2 separate regions of the Homo sapiens genome follow, and region 2 is linked to region 1. A link is a contact called in ENCODE Hi-C data. All regions are on one chromosome and are shown on one strand. The core of a region is the stretch at or near the end of the contact, and the rest is flanking DNA. Distances in the headings are between cores, read along the strand shown.

The links. A loop is a pair of places that touch in the nucleus more often than their neighbours do. Pooled maps may share reads with other maps.
Region 2: a pooled map shows a loop between it and region 1 (2.5-fold over the local background). The contact joins the promoter of TNFRSF14-AS1 here to the promoter of GNB1 in region 1. A Hi-C loop is called at or near these places in 1 of 168 maps with a recorded cell type or tissue (naive thymus-derived CD4-positive, alpha-beta T cell), 6 of 37 single-sample maps with no recorded cell type and 10 of 50 pooled maps.

The regions. Positions count from the first base shown.
Region 1 is chr1:1,886,803-1,893,747 of GRCh38, reverse strand. It overlaps GNB1 (G protein subunit beta 1), which reads left to right and starts at 2,661. Exons shown (of 12, transcript NM_002074.5): 1 at 2,661-2,928. It overlaps GNB1-DT (GNB1 divergent transcript), which reads right to left and starts at 2,568. Exons shown (of 2, transcript NR_168264.1): 1 at 2,365-2,568; 2 at 1,022-1,848. RefSeq lists silencers at 1,877-2,126, 2,187-2,286, 2,407-2,596, 3,157-3,346 and an enhancer at 4,649-5,148.
Region 2 is chr1:2,555,761-2,561,591 of GRCh38, reverse strand. It overlaps TNFRSF14-AS1 (TNFRSF14 antisense RNA 1), which reads left to right and starts at 4,581. Exons shown (of 7, transcript NR_037844.2): 1 at 4,581-4,615; 2 at 4,896-5,831. It overlaps TNFRSF14 (TNF receptor superfamily member 14), which reads right to left and starts at 5,221. Exons shown (of 8, transcript NM_003820.4): 1 at 4,859-5,221; 2 at 3,758-3,866; 3 at 3,124-3,249; 4 at 1,614-1,769; 5 at 878-968. The coding sequence starts at 4,927.

The DNA.
Region 1 (6,945 bases), core at 1,412-3,911:
GAAACCCGGCTCTCCTGAAGTCCAACCACTCAGGTTCCTCGCACCCTGCCCTTGTTCTGGCCCAGGTGATGGTTCTGTCCCTCCTGATCCCTTGCTCTGGGCACTGGTCCCTGTGCTGGGTTGCATCTTCCTCACTCAGAACTCAGAGCCTATCAGCCACACCAGCTGTTCTCCGATGACCCCGTGTGCCTGGTGCCACGCTGGGCTGGTGGAGCAGCGGTTAAGAGTGGGCTTCACAGTGCTCACACTGCAACAGGGGGAGGGCCCGGAGCAGGCAGAGAGGCACCTGGGAGGGATGGTTAGGGCTGGGGAGACATCTCCATGGACGTGACACCCGCAAAGGCCTGAACTACACGAGGTTATGGGGAGACCGTCCCAGGCAGATGGAGCCACTGGGCCAAAGCCTGGAGGATGGAATTCGGTGGTGTCGGGGAGCATCAGGAGCCAGTGTCTTGATAGTGGGGAGGGGAGGAGGGGCCTGGACACTGGGGAGAGGGCGGGTGATGGGAACTGTCAATGGTTTCAGGCACAGGAGTGATATGATTGACAATTCAGGCTGTGTCCGCAGTGGCTCCTGCCTGTGATCTCAGCACTTTGGGAGGCTGAGGTGGGAGGATCGCTGGAGCCCAGGAGTTTGAGACCAGCCTGGGCAACACAGGGAGACCCCCATCTCAAAAAGAAAGAAAGAAAGAAAAAAAAACCCAAAATAAATAAATAAAATAAAAATTAAAAAAATTTCACTGGGAATTCACTCCTTGCTCAACTGTGCTAGGCAGGCAGGCGCCCCTGTGGGGGCGGGGCCTCGGTGGTCCAGCGGAGGTCAGAGGCCACGCAGGGTGAGGAGCGGGTAGCATATGGTGGGGTGGAAGCAAGGATGAGAGACTGGTTACACAGGAGATAATCAGAGCCAGGTTCCTCACTCCCAAAGCAGGAGGCCCCTCATTCCGAACAGGTTGAGCCCTGTAGTGTTGGCCTGGCATCAGAGTAAACACGTGGTGCCCAAGAAAAACAGACAAACACGCCCATGAAACTGTGTGTATACATATGCGTGTGGGCATGTACATAGATGTGTTCCCTTGCTCCGCCAGCTGCAATGACACCCCAGTAGCAATGAGCACATCCGGAGCCAGATCCCGGGCTCTGCATGACATTCTCCCACAATGAACCAGGCTGCAGCAGAAATAGCTGGGTTCAGGCTGGGGCAGGGAGAATACAACAGGGCCCTGGAGCATCTCGTGCCAGAAAGAAAGGGCTCCAGAAATGATGCGGACAGGTGAAGTGGGAGGGAGAGAGAAGGGTGGCAAGGCGTGGGTTCCCTGTCTGGTGGAGGCTCCCCTAGGTAGGGGGAAGCGCGTGGCACGGAGGGCAGGTGGCGGACGCATCTGGAAGCCGCACTTACTGTGTGTCCACTTTCTCACACAAGCACCATGCACACAAAACAAGAAGGAAAACGTCAGCTGAGAGAGGCGGGTGGTGTCCCAGGGTGTGGAGAGAGTAGAAGGTGGGAAATAGGTGTTGGAGGTGGCATGGCCCCTTGAGGTTGTGGCCCTGGTTGAGGGGAGGCCCAGTGGATGAGGTTGGGTCTCTCTCCCCTTCAGCTGTGCTGGTGCAGGCCTGGAGGAAAACGGACGCCAGGTTTGGTGTGGAAGGGGAGCTCGGAGGCGATGAAGGCCCAGGCAGGTGGAAGGTGGTGGTTGAGGACCGGGGAGCAGGGCGCTGGCTGGGGAGAGGCAGAGTGAAGAAGCCGAGGGTGAGGGGCAGCCGGAACTCAGCTGGAAAGACAGCAGGAGGCGGTGGGCGCAGGGGCGGGTTCCATGGACGTTCTGGAGGCTTCTGAGGACACCAAGCCTGGAAGCCAGGACATGTGGCCTTCTTGACTTCGTTCCCCTTCCTCACCTGGAGGTCTCCAGTCCCCGCTGTCCACTGCTCAGCGGCATGGGAGGAGTCCGCGGCCTTACCCCGACACTCCCGCCCACCGGCCCCCGCCCCTGCCAGGCGGCCCTGCTCGCAGCAGCGCGAGGAGCCACGGGGTGCTGCCCTCCTCCGCAGCCCGAGGCCCACTTCACACGCACTGAGCCCAAGCGCGAGTCTCTGCCCGTCAGCCGCGTCTGAGCTCGCCGCAGTCCCTGCTTGAGAGGCCGGGGGGCACCTGCGCCTGCCCGGGACCCTGACCTGCTAGCGGGGCCTGTTGCCTCCTCTGCAGGAAGCGATCTCGCCCGCGGTGCCCCCACCCGCCCCGTCCCCGGAGGGACCGCCCCCGCCCGCGGCCTTCCCGCCCCTGCCCTGTCGCTTGAGTGCCCCCCGCCCGCCGTTACCCCACCCCCGCCCCTGGAGGAGCCCCCGCCCACGGTTACCCAACCTTACCCTGTCCCCGGAGGGCTCCACGCCCGCGTTCCCCCCGCCCCATCCCAACTCCGAGGGTCCACTGCCCCGGTCCCCATCCCGCCCGGTCCCCGCAGGGCCGGGCCGCCGGGGGTCTCCCGGGGCAGCGGTACCCGAAGGCAGCAGCACGGCCCCTTTAAGCCGCTCGGACACGCGCTCGGGGCCCGATGCGGTTTGGACGCGCACAGGCGTGCGCGTGCCCGTCGGGCCTGGCGAGCGCGCGCGACGCGCGGCGTGCGTGGTGACGCGAGCGCGTGGGGTTTTCCGAGGCTGCGGGCAGGGGCCCGCCGCGCCCATCCCGATGGCTGGAGGCGTCTGAGGGGCGGACGGAGGCGGCGGCGGCGGCGGCGGGAGCGGGAGCGGGCGGCGAGTGGGGAGCGGGGCCGGGAGTGGAGCAGCCGCCGCGGCGGGACTGGACCGAGCCTCGCCGGCGCGCACCTGCCCGCAGCGCCCGCGGAGCGCGCAGCGCGGCCCGAGCGCGACGACCTGCCGAGCGGCGGCCGAGGCGGCGGTGTGGGCGCGTCAGGCCGCGACGAGGGCGCTGAGGTGAGCGCGGCAGCCCCCAGCCCCGGACCCGGGTCCTGTTCGTCCACCCGCCCGCCCTGGGGGCGCCCGCCCCGCCCCCACCCCACCCGCCGGTCGGGGCCGCGTCTTCCTGCCCCGCCCGGGTGCGGCGGGCGGCGTCCGAAGGGGGGGCCGGGGGCTGGGGTCCGAGGTTCGGGGTGCAGGGTCGGGGTCGAGGGCGGGGTCTAGGGAGAGGAGCCGGGGTCCCAGGCCCAAGGCTGGGGGCCGAGTTTCGGCACCGGGGTGCGGGGTTGTGTGCGCCGCGGGCGCTTCCCGTGGCGGCGGCCGGGGCCCCGGGGGCGCGGGTCGGGCGGGGCCGGGCCCTGCGTGGGGAGCCGGACGTGGCTCTCGGGCCCGCGGCGCGAGAACAAAGGCCGGGCGGGCCTGCAGGCGGGGCGGTGTCGGCGGCCGGAGCCCCCGCGCGGGCCGCCTATCGGGGTGACTTTGAGGGCCGGGCGGCCGCGGGGCGCGAGCGTGGGGAAGGGGAACAATGAAATGGGGAAGCCGGGCCGCGCGCCGCGGTCGGAGTAGGGATTTAAAGCGGAAGCCGGGCGCGGCGTCGGGAAATGGGAAAATAACGGTTTCGGCCCTTTTCGCTGTGTCGAGCCGCTGAGGCAGTCGCGCTGTGGCCTCGCCCTTCTCCTGCCGAGGCCCGGGTCTGTCCGGCGCTGGCGCCCCGCGCGTGTCGACTCGAGGGTTGCGCGGACCCCGGCCCGGCCCCGCGAATGAATGGGCCCGGTGGCCGCGCCAAGATGGCGCTCCCACCGCTGCCTTTGTGGGGCGGCCGCCGCCGCGCCGAGTTTCGGGGCCCGGTTTGCGATATTCCGAAGGCCCGAAGGTGGGGGAGAGGACAGGAAATAGCACAAAGGCTGGGTGTCTTCCTCTTGCCTGGATCGGCTTTTCGGCTGGAAGCGGGGTGGGGGTGGGGAGTGGGGAGATCTGTTGAAAATTCCACAGGGCTGTCGGCTGAGGCTTTTGACTTTTAAGAACCTGCTATATTTTTTCTTGTGAATCGATAGTTGATTCAAATGATATTTTAACATTTCTTGTGTCCGTTAAATTACATGGTTAGCATGCAGAAGCAGTATCAGCTTTTGTTTGCTTAATTCATCTTCATGGAAGCCTTTTTTTTTTTTTTTTTTAAGAGATGGGATCTCTTTGTAAAAGAGATCCTGTTAACCAGGCTGGTCTCGAACTCTGGGGCTCAAGCGATCCTCCCGCCTCAGCCTCCCAAAGTGCTGGGATTAGCGGCCTTAGCCACCGTGCCCAGCCTGTCTTCATGGAAGCTTTTTCTTAAGATTGTGAAATGGGCTCCTGAAGGAAAACGCCGATGTTAAAATTTGTGTTTTGAAAAGGGAGTTGGTGTACATTTACAGTTAGGGTGTACAGTACTGGACTTATGGGTAAATAGTGTAGAAATGGTAACCTATGGTTTTCTTTTGGGGAGCATTGGTTCATTGTATTTTCATGTTGCTATCTATCTGATAACATTAGTCTCAAATAGTATTAGGTGATTAAGCAGTTGCTGGTGAGATTATTAATTAAGAAAATATGAAGATTATTTTTCATGATTAGCAAATGGACGTATTAGTTTTGTGGAAAGTTTCAGTGAACTGCATACTGAATAAGGTCTTTGGAGCAAGCATTGTTATTGATAAGGTTTTTGCATAAGTTATTTTCTAATCTGAAGTGATAGTCTTTTGGGAGAGGGAGGAGCTCTTTATTGAAAGTAAGGTTTTAATTTTCATGCTATTGACATGCATAGTCTATTCTGGATTCTTTGGGAAGGTATGTATATCAAGAAAGTGGATAGGCGGTTCCTTCTTTGCTAACGCTGGGTTCGAGGCTGGGGATGGAGGTGGTGCCACTGACATGGAGACAGGTCTGAGAGCCTCCCCAGGGTAGGACTGAATGGTGGGTTTTGTCTTGGTTTATGCTAAGGCAGAACTTTCTTTACTTTTTGAGATGGAGTTTCGCTCTTGTTGCCCAGGCTGGAGTGCAGTGGCGCGATCTCGGCTCATTGCAACCTCCGCGCCCCCGGGTTCAAGTGATTCTCTTGCCTCAGCCTCCCGAGTAGCTGGGATTACAGCTACCACCACCACACCCGGCTAATTTTTTGTATTTTTAGTAGAGATAGGGTTTCACCATGTTGGCCAAGCTGGTCTCCAACTCCAGACCTCAGGTGATTCACCCGCCTTGATCTGCCAAAGTGCTGGGATTACGAGCGTGAGCCACCGCGCCCAGCCGGTAAGGCAGAACTTTCTAACGATTAGAGCTGCGCAGAAATGAACTGCAACTGCAGGGTCCAGAGGCTGATGCTGTCAACCCTGGGGGAAGGCTGGACTGCAGGTGTTGGGCGGTGGTCCCAGGTTACGAGCATTTGGTTTCATCAACACTGAAAGTGCTCCCCCCGCCCGCCTTTTTTTTTTTTTTTGAGATTGAGAGTTTGGAAAACCAGTTAAGTTCTGAGGTGCCTGTGCCCCCTCCCAGTTAAGTGCGCACTGCCCAGGCCCAGTGTGAGGATGACATTTTATCTTCTGCGGGAACCTTTCAAGATGAGTCTTATAGAGGAAACTGTTCCAACATGAAATTTCAGCTCAGAATTGACTTTCTCAAAAGAGCACATCCACTGGCCAAAAGCTATTTCTCTCGCGTAATCTGAATTTATGACAGAACCATAGTTATCTCATCAGACAAGTACTGACAGTGCTCTTCAGTGATACCTTTAAAATATTGTTTTTTCTTTGATATCTTCAGTTAATTCTGTTTTTTTGGTGGGTGGGAAAGTTGAAGTAAATTTTCTCAGATTTAATTTTAATCTTAGAAGATTCAAGAGACTGCAGAATAGTGTGTGGTTTTTTTATTGTTTGTTTTTAAGAGTAAAACCCACTGGGTGTGGTGGCTCACGCCTGTAATCCCAGCACTTTGGGAGGTGGAGGCGGGCGGATCACATGAGGCTGGGAGTTTGAGACCAGTCTGGCCAACATAGCGAAACCTCGTATCTACTAAAAATATTAAAATTAGCCGGCGTGGTGGTGGGCGCCTGTAATCCCAGCTACTCGGGAGGTTTAGGCACGGGAATCGCTTGAACCCGGGAGGCAGGGGTTGCGGTGAGCCGAGATTGTGCCACTGGGCGACAGAGTGAGACTGTGTCTCAAAAGAGTAAAAACCTCTGTAAATCCTTTTGATGCCCAATGACTTTGATTTCAAAGCTAGTATCATCTAGGTAGATTTATGTTGATCACTTGAGAAACAGAATTTGAAAAGTTAATTTATTTCTCAAAGGAGATGTTGTACTATCCTGCAAAAGTACCAGAGCTTTGTTCTCTTCCCTTTGCTTTGCTAAAAATTTCTGGGTCTTTTGGTTTATTTTATGTGTGTGTTGGTCCACTGGAAAAGTTGTAGCTTTGTAGCTAAAAACAGCTTTGATAAAAGGATGAAAAAGGTCTTCAGGGCATCTCTAGACTTCATCTACCATCAGTTGACTTTTTGTAGCTAATACTTTAATGAATAACATTGGTATTATTTTAGAAGTGCAGTGTTGGCATTTATTATAGTTTTGTCGTTGTTTTTCTCTGCCCGAAAGATTTGGCTCATGTTGGTCTCTAAATTGGATTACATTCTTACTGTCTGTGACTTTGGCTTTAGCATTAGTGGATTGGTAATAGATATTCTCAATTTTTAAATCTGGCTTGACCATATGGCAGGCCATGTTATTTTGAAACCCCTATTTAGTGTAAGTCTCACAAGACATGGAACAAAAATTTTTATAAAATTTTAAACTGGTTTGACCGGGCGTGGTGGCTCACACCTGTAATCCCAGCACTTTGGGAGGCCGAGTCAGGCGGATCATGAGGTCAGGAGATCGAGACCACCCTGGCTAACACGGTGAAACCCCTTCTCTACTAAAATTACTTCTCTACAAAAAATTAGCTGGGCGTGGTGCTGGGCACCTGTAATCCCAGCTACTCAGGAGGCTGAGGCAGGAGAATGGCAGGA
Region 2 (5,831 bases), core at 3,332-5,831, 670 kb before region 1:
CCAGGGCCCCAGGCAGTGAAGACAGGTCCCAGGGAGGCTGGGCTGGTGGCAGCTCCAGGATGAGACCTCAGAGGTCTGTCTGACTTTTCCAAGCTCGGCTATGGGGAGGTGGAGAGAAGGAAGGAGGAGAAGAGAAACAAGGAGAGACTGGGCAAAGGAGACAGGACGGCAGAGGGAGAGGGGAGAGAAGCGGGAGGCAGCCAGCAGTGCAGAGACCCCAGAGCACGGGAGACCAGTGGCAGACAAGGACAGAAGGTAGAGGGAGAGCCAGTGTCGGGACAAAAATGGTTAGAGCTGGAGATGGACAGGACTGAGCTGGGGCCAGAGGACGAGGAGGGCAGAGCAGGATGGAAGGCCCCACCGCCCCCTCCCTGGGGCAGCCATCCCTGCTCCATCCCAGGCTCCGCTGGGGGACCCCAGCTCCTCCCAAGAAGCTCTGAAGTCTCAGGTCAGTTAGGGGCCCAGGGTCAGCATTTGAAGGTGTCCTCCCGAAGGTGGACAAAGAGCAGAGTGTTCACTTTCCCCAACCCCTGAAGCCCAGGGGCCCTCCCATGGCCCTGACATTCAGGGACACCCACAGCCCCAGGGGACAGGGGATCTGGAGGCAGCCTCCCTCTGGGCCTGCTTCTGGGAAGGCCCATCCTGAGCCTCCAGGAAGCTCAGATCTGATGAGGCTTTGTCTGGGCCCATGGAAGGGGTTATCTGGGGCACACAGGCTTCAGCCCTGCAGCTCTCCTGGACGCAGGCATGTGACCAGGGTGCCGCTCAGGGTGGGACCTTCAAGCCTTTCTGCTGGAGAAGACGGTCATCTCCCAGGGAAGCAACGTGGAGCCCCCTCCCCAGGGCACAGAGCTGGGCCTCCCCCGGGTTCACTTACTTGGTCTGGTGCTGACATTCCTCCAGGGTCCCATTGGGAGAGAAGGTCCCCGGGGGGCAGTTCTGACACAGGGTGTCCTGACTCTCGGTGCCTGAGAAGAGAGGGACGGACAGAGGGGGCTGAGGGCACCAGGCCAGGAGGGGGCTGGCGGCTAGGGACTGCTTGTCTGTGAGCTTCTAGACCTGGGTGCTCTACGGGTGATGGGAGGACCAGCGGGGAGGGGCAGGCTCCCTGTCCAGAGTCTTGGAGGTGGGGCCTGGGGTGGTGGCTCTGGCTGTCCCGGCCTTGAGTAGCTGGGATCTCATGAGTCCGGGAGTCCCTCTGTGTCCACATCCTGCAGTGCTGCGGGGGCTGCCCGGCCAGATGCAGGCCAGGGCTGGACACTTACTCCTCCTAGACTTAGCTTGAACAGTGGCATTAACCATGGTCACTCCCATAAACCCAGGCTCCAGACCAGGGGCCCGAGAGCGAGGCCTGGGGACTGGGAAGTCCCAGAACCCCGAGGTGGAGCAACCTGGGGTGGCCCTTCCTTGCCCCTTCCCCTGCCTCCATCACCTGTTCCCCACTGGGCTGCTTCCAGGACAGGGCTGAAGTGGGTGGGCCTGGGGCTGGCCAAGGTTCTGTCTCACCAGGGCCCCTGGGCAGGCCATGCCGTCGAGGAAACCTGGGGCTCCAGACAGCGGGGCACTGGGGACCAGGGTGGAAATGGGAGGGGTGTCCGCCACCCACCGCTTACCTCCCTTCTGCACCCTCTGGCCCGGGCTGGAGGTGGCGTAAGCGCGGCACGCGGCGCAGTGGTCCCCGTCCTGGACGATGCAGAAGTGGCCTGGGCTGCAGCCACACACGGCGTTCTCTGTCCTGGAGCAGTTCCGGCTCGCGCGCAGGCCCATGGCTGGAGTCCAAGAGGAGGGGCTGAGAGGGGTACGTGGAGGCCGGGACACCATCCACGGGCCAGGACAGCATCCACAGGCCAAGGACTGCTGCCAGGGCGCCCTGCCAGGCTGAACCCCTGGCTCAGCCAAACGAGGTGCCCAGAGGTACCCAGCATGGAGGACCTGAGGCCGGGAGGGACACCAAGGGACGGCAGAGCTGCGTGTGGGACGAGGGCTTGCAGGAAGGTCCTGGGAGGGCTTCGTTGATGGGAGAAACCAGCCTTCTGCCCAGATGGGCAGGACGCCGAGCTTGCACTGTCAGTTCCAGGGCAGGGTCCCGCAGGCAGGTCCTCGCCCCACGTGCCCACCCAGACACCCACCCCGCAAACGGGTTTCCCATCTGTGCAAACCAGGCCATTCCAATGGCAGAGGCAGGTAGGGTGAGAGCCCCACTTCTTCAGGTACTGGTGGAGGTGGGGTACAAGCTGGGCCTGGGCCCCTCCTGAGGGCAGCCTCACCTGCCACCTGTGCCCCCACATCCTCAGCCCAAGTAGACAGGTGCTTTCACAAGAGGGGAGGGGCATGGAACTGGGCATGCAGGTTGAGGTGTGAGCCCCAAATCCCAGCCTACATGCATGAACCCCCAAAGCACTCCAGCTTCCTCTTCTGTTCATGGCTAGCCCACCTGCCCTGTGCCTCCCTGTAGGCTCAGGCCCTGCCCCCAGGTGTGCCGTCAGCCCTGTCCCGCAGGTGCAGTCCTGCCTGGCCGCAGGGAGCACTGGCCATGCTGAGCCTGGCATGAGGCTCCAAGGGGACAGAGCCGTTGGCCGCATGGACAGGCTCTGCGCTCAGTGACTCAAAGGCCACCTCTGGGTCTGGTTCCCCTTTCTGTCTGCCTGGACTCAGGTGGGCACCAGCCTCCAGGTGACCTCTTCCCCTGAGGTCACAGGGGGAACCAATATCTGGAGGAGAAAGGGACAAGAAGCCCTGTGGGGAAGCAGCAGGCCCGAGTGCCGGCCGGAGAGTCCCAGCACCATCCCATTCCACTTTGCAGCTAGGGACGTGGGCACAGGAGAGGTCTGGGCACCCACCCCGGGCACCAGAGGAGCCAAGGACGAGGGATAAGGGTCAGTCGCCAAGCTCAGGATGGCCCACCTGGCGGTGACAAAGTGAGAGGTGAGACAGAGGTGGACGGGGGCCGGAGGCTGACCTCAAGGCGTCCCCTGCAGGGTGCATCCATGGAGATGGGGTTGGGACCTGGCCTGGGGCAGCCGGGGCCTTCCTGGGGCACTGTGGCCATGGAGAGAGGGTGCAGGGTGCGGGGGCATCCAGGCTGCCCAAGCGGAGGCTGGGCCGGCTGTGCTGGCCTCTTACCTGGGTCACACATTTGGCACTGCAGACACTTGCTTAGGCCATTGAGGTGGGCAATGTAGGTGCCTGGAGGGCAGGGTTCACACACTGTGCCCGTCAGCTCCCCGCAGGCCTCCTTCACACGATAACCTGCCGCCCAGAGAGTGGGAACTTCGCAAGTCTGCGGGAGGCCCCTTCGGGAGCCCACCCATCACTCCACCCGCGCCCAGAGCCCAAGCAGGGAGACACCAGCTAAGGGGACTCAAATGGCCCATGAGCCCCACGGGACACAGCAGCCCCATCAGCCATGAGCAGAGCTGCTCTGGGGAAAATCGGAAAGTTCTGGAAGCACATGGGGCCTCCTGGGACACCTGGCCCGGCTCTGGTATGTGCCCCCGAGCCCATGTCTCTGGCCACGGTGGGCCAGCCACGTCTCTCAGACCCACCCCCTGTGCAGTGTGACTGTGAGGGTCCCCCAGGGTGAAGAGTCCAAGCTGCTGGCCTGGGGGTTCTGCCCTCACTGTCTGCACACCTAGCCCCAGGGCTTCATCACACCCATGGCTGTGGGGGCAGAGAACACAGGGGTGTCTGGGGCAGAAGGGGGCAAGAGTGTCTGCCCTCGGCCCACAGAGCTGGCCCGCCAAAGGGCTGCACCTACCTGGACTGCACTTGGGGCAGCACTCGGAGCCCACTGGGTACTCGTCCTCCTTGCAGGACGGCAGAGCTGGGGCGTAGCAGGGGGCTCCCAGGAAGGTGAGATACAGCACCTAAGGGGGTCAGGACAGGCATTGGGAGATGCCCTGGCTGCCCTGTGGGCTCTGCCAGGCTTGGCCCCACAGCCTGAATCTCCCTCTGTGCAATGGGGAGGAGCGGCAGTGCCTGGTAGAGAGGACAGAAGCGGGCCCCAGGCCAGGCTCATGGAACAACCTTGCCGACCGCTGGAGCCCGGGATAGGGTGGGGACCGCCCCTCCTCCAGCCCTGATGACGCTGCCTGGCAGCGCGGAGCCCTGGGAACTGGAACTCTGCCCTCGCCAGGGACCCCACACCCCACACCTGGGAGCATTGAGCCCACTGGGCAGACAACCTGCCGGCCCCCCTGCTGGCCTAGGTTGGACCTGCTGACCCCTGAAGAGCCAGCAGGGGCAGCCAGGGATGGGCCCCAGAGGCTCACAAGCCAGACAGTGGGTGACAGGCTGATCAGGGCCACATCGGGGAGGGTGGCTCTGCCGTGGCCTCGTTCCTGGGCTGGCTGATGGGCAGTCGGGGGCCCCTGATGGGGATAGTGGCTGGACAGGCAGGAGTGCCACATGAGCATGGAGAGTATCCCCACCCCACCCACCTGGGTCCAGCCCCCTGCTGCACACTGATCTTATCACCTGTCACCAAGGTCAGGGCTGCCGGGGAGTTGGGTCACCTGCTCGAGGGCCCCGCCCAGAGACGCCCAGAGACACCCAGCCCCCAGAAGTGCCCACATCCGGCCAAATGGGGGCTCACCAGCTGCCCGTGGACGGAGTGGTGAGTGGGGGACACACGCAGGAGGAGGTCTGCTGGGTAGGGCTGTGGCTCTGCTGCTCACCCCACTGTGGTGAGCCCAGTGCTGGGGGTCTGGGTTGACCCGAGAGCCCCAGGCAGCAGGGGACGGGCTGGACGCCGGAGCCAGCAACGGCCAGGACAGGGGCATGGGGAAGAGATCTGTGGGAGGCCCTGGGGTCAGAACTGGGATCTGCGAGCAGACGGAGAGGAGGCTCGGGGGCTCACCAGCCTCAAGACGTCGGTTTTGGGGGTGGATCTCCAGGGAGGAGGCCCCCAGTCTCCAGGAGGCTCCATGCCTCAGGCTCAGACCGGCAGCTCGGGAACCCAGCTAGCAGGATGAACTCCAGCAGAGGAACTCAGCGCCATTGCTGCGGCTGTGGGCCAGAAGAGAAAGAGAAAGAGAAAGAGAATCCGCCTCGGTGTGACAAGCTGTGCCTCAGAACCCGAGCAGCAGGAGAGTGGGCAGCAGGGGGTGTCTGGCAGCAGAGAGGGGCTCAGGCCTGCTGGGTGGAGCGGCGCTGGGGGACACAGGTGGGCCCTGCGGGAGGCAGGAGCTGTCCAGGCAAAGCCGAGGGGAAGGGCCGGTATGAAGGAGGCGCCCGATGGGAGGGGCGAGTTCTCCCCCTGCACCATTCCAGTCCACTCCGGGTTTCCTGTAGAAGGGGGAGCCCCCCAAAGTCCATCTGTGTTTCCCCACCTCACTCACACACTCAGGGACCCTCGGCTGCTCCCCGGGGCGCTGACTGACATTTTTGCCGAATAAAGGGGCCCTGTGGGTTTCCTGTTCCCATCTCAGCTTCTGCTGAACAGGGTAAACTTCCCTTCCGAATAAAACCACCAGAATGCGGTCTGGCCAATTTCAGTCATAGACCCACCAGGCCTGTGTCCCTGCGTGAGGGGGTGGGAAAAGCCCAGAGTGCCCCTACCCGTCCCCTGGGAGGGGTGGAAGGGCAGCTCTTGCTCCCCCTGCAGAGACGCTGCGCGGACTGGGAAGGCTGCCAGCCTCGCCCGGTCTCCCTGTGGACCCTGCCCTGACCCCACCCCAGCTTCCTGGCTCCCTGCACCCCACTGGGCTTCCCTGCCCCACAGAGCCTGGTGGTAGGGAGACCTCCGGATGGAGACAGCCCACAGTCCCGGAGCCCCAAGGCAGGCACCAGTGAGTCCCTCGTGACGGCCTCGCTCCCTGCATCACATGGAA